Regions from separate parts of the Homo sapiens genome. Here all the other regions are linked to region 3. A link is a contact called in ENCODE Hi-C or POLR2A ChIA-PET data. All regions are on one chromosome and are shown on one strand. The core of a region is the stretch at or near the end of the contact, and the rest is flanking DNA. Distances in the headings are between cores, read along the strand shown.

Evidence for each region. Hi-C counts contacts between places; a loop is a spot of excess contacts on that map. ChIA-PET counts read pairs that join two places held with the same protein, here RNA polymerase II (POLR2A). Pooled maps may share reads with other maps.
Region 1: a pooled map shows a loop between it and region 3 (13-fold over the local background). The contact joins the promoter of RFTN1 here to the enhancer-like site in region 3. A Hi-C loop is called at or near these places in 3 of 37 single-sample maps with no recorded cell type and 2 of 50 pooled maps.
Region 2: a map with no recorded cell type shows a loop between it and region 3 (4-fold over the local background). The contact joins two enhancer-like sites. A Hi-C loop is called at or near these places in 1 of 37 single-sample maps with no recorded cell type and 2 of 50 pooled maps. POLR2A ChIA-PET finds 5 or more read pairs at or near these places in 1 of 52 experiments (activated B cell).

Annotation. Positions count from the first base shown.
Region 1 is chr3:16,512,284-16,514,983 of GRCh38, reverse strand. RFTN1 (raftlin, lipid raft linker 1) reads left to right here and starts at 1,285. Exons shown (of 10, transcript NM_015150.2): 1 at 1,285-1,542. RefSeq lists silencers at 1,056-1,125, 1,156-1,515 and enhancers at 1,806-1,885, 2,436-2,700.
Region 2 is chr3:16,432,516-16,435,215 of GRCh38, reverse strand. RFTN1 (raftlin, lipid raft linker 1) reads left to right here. Exons shown (of 10, transcript NM_015150.2): 3 at 1,179-1,365. Among named protein-coding and RNA genes, the nearest start is that of RFTN1, 80 kb to the left of the region's middle. RefSeq lists a silencer at 1,362-1,491. Within about 2 kb of position 1,389, at least 3 of the 41 ENCODE cell types and tissues checked have a DNase peak (open chromatin) inside an H3K27ac peak, as active enhancers do.
Region 3 is chr3:15,344,466-15,347,165 of GRCh38, reverse strand. No RefSeq gene overlaps it. Among named protein-coding and RNA genes, the nearest start is that of SH3BP5, 13 kb to the right of the region's middle. Within about 2 kb of position 1,450, at least 8 of the 41 ENCODE cell types and tissues checked have a DNase peak (open chromatin) inside an H3K27ac peak, as active enhancers do.

The sequences.
Region 1 (2,700 bases), core at 36-2,535, 1.2 Mb before region 3:
GTGACACCAGGAAAAGGTGGGGTGGAAAGGGAAAGGAGAAAAACAAATAAAAACAAAACAGTGGTGAGGGAGGGGGAGCAAAACAGAACTAGAAAGGCTATGGAAAGAGAAAATAAGGAAGAAAATCTCTGAGAAGCTGTGGTAACAGGAAGAGTCCCTGAAAACAAAATAGTGCTTCCTTACTTGCTGGAGGAGTGTTATTAGTGCCAGAAGGACCTCATCGAAACACTGCTGGGCCCCTAAACCAGCCCTCCACCCTGTGTGCTCCAGTGCTTAACTTTGCCCACACAGGGTCTTCTTTGCCCAATTAGAAAATGGAGATAATTAATTAAATTATCTCACCCTTCTTGTTCTAGCCCCCTTAAAATAATGATAATAGCTAAGTTATAGAGTGGTTGCTAAACACTTTACATATAATAACCCACGAAGAAGTGCCATGTGACAAATAGGCGCAGAGCAGTTAAGTCACTTACCCAAAGTCACACAGCCAGTAAGTACTAAAGCCAGGAATCCAACCCTGATTATTTGACTTTAAAGTTCCCCCTCTTAACCCCTACACTGTAATTCTGCTTGGTTTAGTTTTACGAAGAAAATATTTTCTAATGGCTCCTTGCCTCACATCTTCACTTTACTAATGCAGCCTGGTTTACTAGTGCTTCACTCTTTATATAATTTTCTCCCTGGGTGCCTCAAGTTGCCACGCAAGGTGATTCTCCAGATCTTCTCAAACCTCTGGACATCTTAAGTAGGTAGACCAAGGGATGGCAACGGAGACAGTGGCATTACCCTTCCCTGAAGCACTAACTCGCAAGAGAGAATTTCAGCAGCACCTGAGATGTTTAGGGATGCTCCCACCTGTGGAATGGGGTCGAGAAATGGTCCTCTCTCAAGTCGGCCCCAACCCCACCCCCAGCCATCAGCACCTTGATGGCAGTCGCCCTTTCAGCATCCTGGCTCAAATCTTGAAGGATCCTTGTCTCCCAGGCGCTCTTCCTGACAGCACACAACCTTGATTAGGAGGGGCTGGGAGGGAGGATCGATGAGCCCCTGACCCCTGGGTTCTGAGGCTGCCAGGGTCGCTTGCAGCTCGGCCGCGTGGAGGTGACCGGGCGGAACTCCGAGGGGGCGCGGGGAGAGCTGGGCGGGCCCACCGCTCCAGCGGCTGCTGTCAGGGGCCGCGAGGCTTTCCCTGAAGATGCAGCGTAGCATATTTTGCACATGAGTTCAGAGGAAGAGGAAGTGTAGCCGGCGGACGCGCGGCGGCGGCGGCGGGGGCGCGTCGGGGCTGGAGCCGGAGCGCGCCGGGCGCTGGGCGCAGCGAGCGAGAGCGCGGCGGCCGCGGGCTCCGGCGAGGGACAGACGCACCGATCGCCGGAGGGACAGACACACGACCACGCGGCGCCACCGCCCACGCCTCCACCCACCGGCGCCCAAGTCCTCCCCGCGCCGCCTCCTCTGTATGGCACAAACTTTCCTCCCGGGACGGAACACGCTGCCTCAGGGAGCCCGCGACCGCGCCTTCTCCTCCGCCGGTCCCATACGGTAGGCGGCGGGGGGGGCGCGACAGGGCTTGGGGTGTCGACCGGCACAGGCCCCTCCGTTTGGCCCCATGGACCGGGTCTCTGGCGGGTAGTGGGAACCGCGCGTGGCGCCTCCCTGCAGGTTGCTCTTTGCCGGGGCTCCGGAGCTGCCAGAGCAGCACCCCCTGGCCCGCGTCGGATGGGGACCTGGGCTGATCCTTGGGACGCCTGGATCTTGGGCCAACTTTTTTTTGCGGGGAACGGGTGTAGGGGAGTCATTCCTGGAGCGATGTAGGGAGAGGCACTTCGGAGCAGCCTGTTGGGGGTCGTAGGCTCTGCAGGCTCAGAAGCGCCTAGGAAGGACGCAGAGGTGGGGGAGCTTGGAGGCTACAGGTGGGTCCAGGACACACTGCCGCTGGGGTCCTCGGAAAAGAACAGGAGGGAGCTGGTCGCGGAGTCCAGGTTTCCGGGGTGCGCGCGGCCTGGGTGGGGCAGGGTGGAGGCGGTGCCTGACTGCCCCTCTGCGTGTGCCCTGGGAGGTGGGTTTGCTCTGGGGACAGAGGTGCTGGACGTGTAGGAGCAGACATGCCGCGCGCTCCGAGGAAGCGCCGGAACCACCAGAAGCACAGGGACGCGGGTGCCGAGAGTCCCCAGCACTGAAAACGGGGATCTCCTCTTCTGTAAGGGATTTTCTTCCCTTGTCTTAACCCACTTCTCTAGACTCAAGGGACGCCAGGATGGATATGGGTCTGGGCGAGGAGGAGGTGGTTGTGTATTTCGGGAAGCCCCGTTGTCAGGCACGCGCACCCCAGTCCTAGGCCAGGGCTGGTGCCCTTCACCTCCGGTGTCGCTGCCTTTGGCAGCAAGAACCGCGTGGAGGCCAAGGTTGTAGAACCAGGCACGCTCCCTGCTGTCTGTCTGTGACTCTGTGCTTGCCCTCAGCTGCCCTGTGTGGTTATGGGTGATCCCTAGGGACGCTGGGTGGTGTCAGTGAGTTTCTTCGGGGGCTTAAAACAAACAAACAAGAAGTACTTTTTTAAAAAAAAAGTCTGGCTCAATCTCTGTCAGTGGTCACCCCAGTTTCCAGCAACTCATGTGCTGGAACCCTTGTAGTCGGTACAGCTGTTTCAGGAGCTGGGCGCTCAACTAGACTAGGCATCTTCCAACCCCTGCCATCGTG
Region 2 (2,700 bases), core at 140-2,639, 1.1 Mb before region 3:
GTAGAAGAGGAGGGAAATATATAGACCTGTTCACTTTTGTATGAATTCTTTGATTGTTAATGCATATACACACAAAAAGATAATACTGATTTCCTCTAAGGAAATAAATGTAGGAGGTAGAGGATAGGGCTAGGATGTAGACTTTTCACTGAATACACATTTGTACCTTTTGACTTTTGAACGTTGTTTGCCCTTCTCAAAAATAAATAAATTAAAAATCCAAATTTTAAAATAATTCAATAGGTGAAAATATTCCTGGTTTTTATTTGTGTAATTCTAATGCTGAATTAAAGTGTGTTTTCAAATATTGGTTAGCCTTTTACACTTTTAAGGCAATTGCCTATTCATATATTTTTCCCGTTTAAAAATTATTTTGGGGTGGGGAGTGTTTTGCAAATTTAAGGAAATTAGCCCTTTGTCTTAAGGGTCACAGAAATTTTGTTCCAGTTTGTCTTTTGACTTTGTTTATGCTGCTTTTTGCCACCTAGTATTTTTATATTTGCTCAATGTATTTTTCTTCTTTTCCCTTCCCTTCTTCCTTTCTTTCTTTATTTCTGTGTGTTTTTTTTTAGAGGGTGGAAATGACTTTTTCATTGTGATCACTGATAAGACGACTCTAGATCTAAGACAGTCCATTATTATTTTATTTTATTTCATTTTTGAGACAGTGGCTTGCTCTGTTGCCCAGGCTAGAGTGCAGTGGCCCTATCATGGCTCACTGCAAACCTCCCCATTTCCAGCTCAAGCGATCTTCCCACCTCAGCCTCCTGAGTAGCCAGGACCACAAGCACTGGCTAATTTTGAGGGGGTTTTTTTGTTTTTGTTTGTTTGTTTGTTTGTTTGTTTGTTTGTTTAAGAGAGACCGAGTTTTACTATGTTGCCCAGGCTGGTCTCAAACTTCTCGGCTCAAGCGATCCATCTGCCTCGGCCTCTCAGAGTGCTGGGATTATAGGCCTGAGCCATCACGCCTGGCCGACATCCAATTATTAATGCCTTTGGGTGATTTGGAAAACGACAGGCTGCTTATAAAGTCTGTTTGAAGACAGTAAAAACTGGGACAAACTCATTTTAGCAGTGACCTAGAGGATCCTCCCCGAGGGCAAGGGAAGAGGGGTTTGGGCAGGGCTGAGTGGGCGTTGTGATGGGTCTTTGATGAGCCTCTCCTCTCTCCACTCCAGCGGAGCTCCCTGGGTCCTCAGCAGTGAGGCTGGCCTCCCTGCGTGACCTGCCCGCCCAGCTCCTGGAGCTGTACCAGCAGGGCTTCTCGCTGGCGGCCCTGCACCCCTTCGTGCAGCCCACCCATGAGCGGGAGAAGACGCCCCTGGAGCACATCTTTAGAGCCATCCTGATCAAGAAAACCGACAGGTAAGGCCTCCACGGGTGAATGGGTAGCATCCTGTTGCGGCTAAGTTATGCTCAATAGAGGAGGGGAAGTGAGAGGATGGGGTTGGGGGTTGAAATTTGCATGCTGTCCTCAGGGCCTCAGCCCTCAGACAGGTGAGGCAAACAGTTAGACAACCAGAGAGGTTTCTTTCCTAGCATCCTGCGATGAAAAACAAATGCATGTCCAACTGCAAGTAGAGAGTTCCATTTTACATTCTTTCCCTCTTTTAACTCACTGGATTAAACTCAGCTAGAAAAATGTCTCCTCAGAAGAAGCATATGCCCAGAATGATGTGGCTAGTAAAAGTGCAATACTTTTAAACTGAAAGGCATGACTGGAAAACAAATAATTTTGTTTAGAGGCTATAGACAAACTTAATGTCTTCCCGCAAAGTCTAGAAATACTTTAACATTTTGCGCCTACCATAAATTCTGTCAATCACTTGACAGTTAAAAAAATACAAAAAATAAACACCACCTAAATAAAATGCTATAATTGGTTTGGTCTTGATTTAGATTTTCAGGGCTTGGGGATGTTTTTCAGTTTGGCTTGCCCAGTTGAATGCTTATGCCTATATTTCAGTTGAGCCTAATTAAGAAAAGAGAAGTGGGGTTAGTCTTTCAAAAGGAACAATATTAATTTTTTTAAAAAAAAAAAACAGTGAGGATGGGATGGAGAGAGCAGTATGTTTTTCCTGCTTTCATAAAAATAAAAATTAAAATGAAGTCTGGGAAAGGAAATCAGATTTGTCTTTTGGCCAACTATCATAGAAGGAATGACAGCATGTGCCACATTTTAAAAAGGGAGTACAGAGCAGCTCCTCCTTGTTCTCTCCTTTTAAAGTCACTTTGCAGGTAGACAAAGCATTTGGCTGGTGTGCTCATAAGGGACAGCTGTGAGGCATGAGGTTGCGTGTCTAAGACTGACTCCTCTTTCCTTTCCTTTCCTTTATTTCTTCATGGTTGATCAAGCTCTGGGGCTCTTACTCTACATCAACACACATTACGTCAACACACATTAGAATTCAAAGTGAAAGGTGGTGCATGTTTTTGCTCGAACCCAGAATTCACACATGTTTTGGTAGGGCAAGACTTTTCTCAGTGTCTGCCTTTTATGTGTATTAGTTTGTCTTTCTCTCTCTCTCTCTTTTTTTTTTCTGTAGAAACAAGGTCTCGCTATGTTGCCTAGGCTGATCTTGAAATCCTGGCCTCAAGCGATCCTCCCACCTTGGCCTCCCAAACCACTGGGATTATGGGTGTGAGCCACTGAGCCTGGCTGCATATTGGTTTCTTTTCTTTTCTTTTTTATTTCCTTGA
Region 3 (2,700 bases), core at 201-2,700:
ATCCAATGGCTCAGTAAGTCCTGCAGGCTGCTTCTCCTGAATACATGTGCAAAATTCACACACTTGTGTTTTTGACTCTATCATCTCTCATCTGGATTATTGTCATAGTCTGCTAACTGGTTTCCCGGCTTTCATGTTTATCCTCCAGTAATCCATTCCCAGAGAGGATCTTTTAAATATGTAGGTGGGATATTGTGGCTCACTGGTTTAAAACCCTCTGGTGGCTTCCCATCACACTTAGAATAAAATTCAAACTCCTCAACAATTCTTATAAGGCACTCCATGACTTAGCCCAGGCATCAGTAGATTTTTCTGTAAAGGACCAGATAGAACATATTTCAGGCTTTGTGAGCCATATGGTCTCTGTTGCAACTGCTCGATTCTGCTATTAGATTCTACCATAGACAATATAGTAAACAAATGAATGTGGCTACTTTCCAATAAAACTTTATTTACAAAAACAGGCAGTGGGCTGGGTTTGGCCTCTGGATTATAGTTTCCATACCCCTGATCCAGCCCCTTCCTACCTTTCCAATTCCATTGCATACCACTCTGCCCTTCACTATGGCCCAGCCTCCTACTCCCCAAGGCTGGAGCCAAGATGGTGGCCACCAGTTTCTTTCCTTCCTATACGCTAATGTAATGGCCTTTGAATATGCTGGCTCCATGATTGTGTGTGATTAAATTAATGTTTCAGGACTTCTGAGCTGAAGCTTTAAGATTAGCAGCTTCTGCCGGGCGCGGTAGCTCACGCCTGTAATCCCAGCACTTTGGGAGGCTGAGGCGGGCAGATCACGAGTTCAGGAGATCGAGACCATCCTGGCTAACACAGTGAAACCCTGTCTCTACTAAAAATAAAAAAATTAGCTGGGCTTGGTGGTGGGCGCCCATAGTCCAGCTACTCAGGAGACTGAGGCAGGAGAATCGCGTGAACCCGGGAGGCAGAGCTTGCAGTGAGCCAAGAGCATGCCACTGCAATCCAGCCTGGGCGACAGAGCAAGACATTGTCTCAAAAAAAAAAAAAAAAAAAAAAAAAGATTAGCAGCTTTTGCTATCTTTCTTGGAATCTAGCTACCATGCTGTAAGAAACCAAAAGCTTCACAGAGAAGACACATGGAGGAGAACTGAGGAGCCCTGGGCCATACATAACCCCAGGTGAGCCCCCAGCCAGCAGCATTGACTGCTGGCCATGTGACTAAGCCATCTTGGATGTTCCAGCCTAGTCAACCTTCCACGTGACGGCAGCCAGCTAGCATCACATGGAGCAGAACTTTCTAGCTGAGTCTAGTCATTTTACAGAATTGAAGAGATAAAACAGTTATTACTTTTAGCCATTAAGTTTATGACGTTTTGTTTTGCAGCAACAGATAATGGAACACTGACCTTGTTTCTGTTCCTCAAACCTACCTAGCTCATTCCCCCATGAGCACCAGCTGCTCTCTCTGCTTAGAACACATTTTCACCCGGTGATTCACTTGGTTGGTTCACTTCATCTTTCTATTACTTATTTATTTTTCAAATAGATTCAGAACCAACACACCATTTCATTTTCAGGTCAACCTGTAGCACCTCAGTTTTCCATTGGAAAGCCACCCTCTCTTTACTTTCAGCCCATGTGGCTGAACATCCTCTTTTCTCACCCCACTCTCCTCTGGACTCCAGGGCAACTTGTAATTGAGGCGAAGCCAATTAGTAATTTTACTCCCTGCCCCTGAGTCAATAACTGAGGGCTTAGTTATTGATTCAGAGAGGAGTGTATGAGCCAACTCAGTTCAATAAGAGTTAGTCCCAGGAATTATTGGTGAGGAGAGACTCTTAGCTGGGGTTGTTAAGCTGCTTTAACATAAGCCTGGAGCCGCTAGTGCCCAGCTGCTTAGCACAAGGGGCAGGTGTGTCTGGGAAGGGAGCCAACACAGAGGAGGACAGGGCAGAGACAGAGAGAGACTGCTGGATGTAACCATACCCGAAGCTAAATTTACTTGAGCTTTTCAGTTACACGAGCCAATATGCTTTCCACTCCACTAATAAATACCTCTCCTTCCCTTTGGTGAAGTCAGTTTGAGATGTGCTTCTGTCACTTGCTCTTAAAATATCAATTGCTTGACTCATCCTCTACCTTTTCCACCAAATATTAGGTTGAACCATATGAAATTGCCATTCTTGTAGATTAAAATGACTGAATAACAGTAATTTTATATGCAAATTTATTCAAACACTTCCAGAGATGGGGCATTCACTGCTTATTGAGGCAGCCCAATTAACAATTGAACAGATTTACCCAATAGAATGTTTTAAAAAATTTGTCCAGGTGCAGTGGCTCACGTCTGTAAGCCCAATGCTTTGGGAGGCTGAAACAGGAGGATCATTTGAAGCCAAGAGTTCAAGACCAGTCTAGGCAACATAGGAAGACCCTTGTCACTACAAAAAAAATTGGTGGCACATTCCCGTAGTCCTACCTACTCAGGAGGCCGAGGCAGGAGGATCGCTTGAGTCCAAGAATTAGAGTTTACAGTGAATTGTGATCACATCACTGGACTCCAGCCTGAGTAACAGAGTAAGACCCTGTCTCTATTAAAACACACAGACATACACACACACACACACACATACACACACACACACACACACCCCAAATCCATCTTCCTGAGGCTTCTCAGTTCTGAGCACTCTCCTCTGAGCACATTTCATGTATTGTGTAGC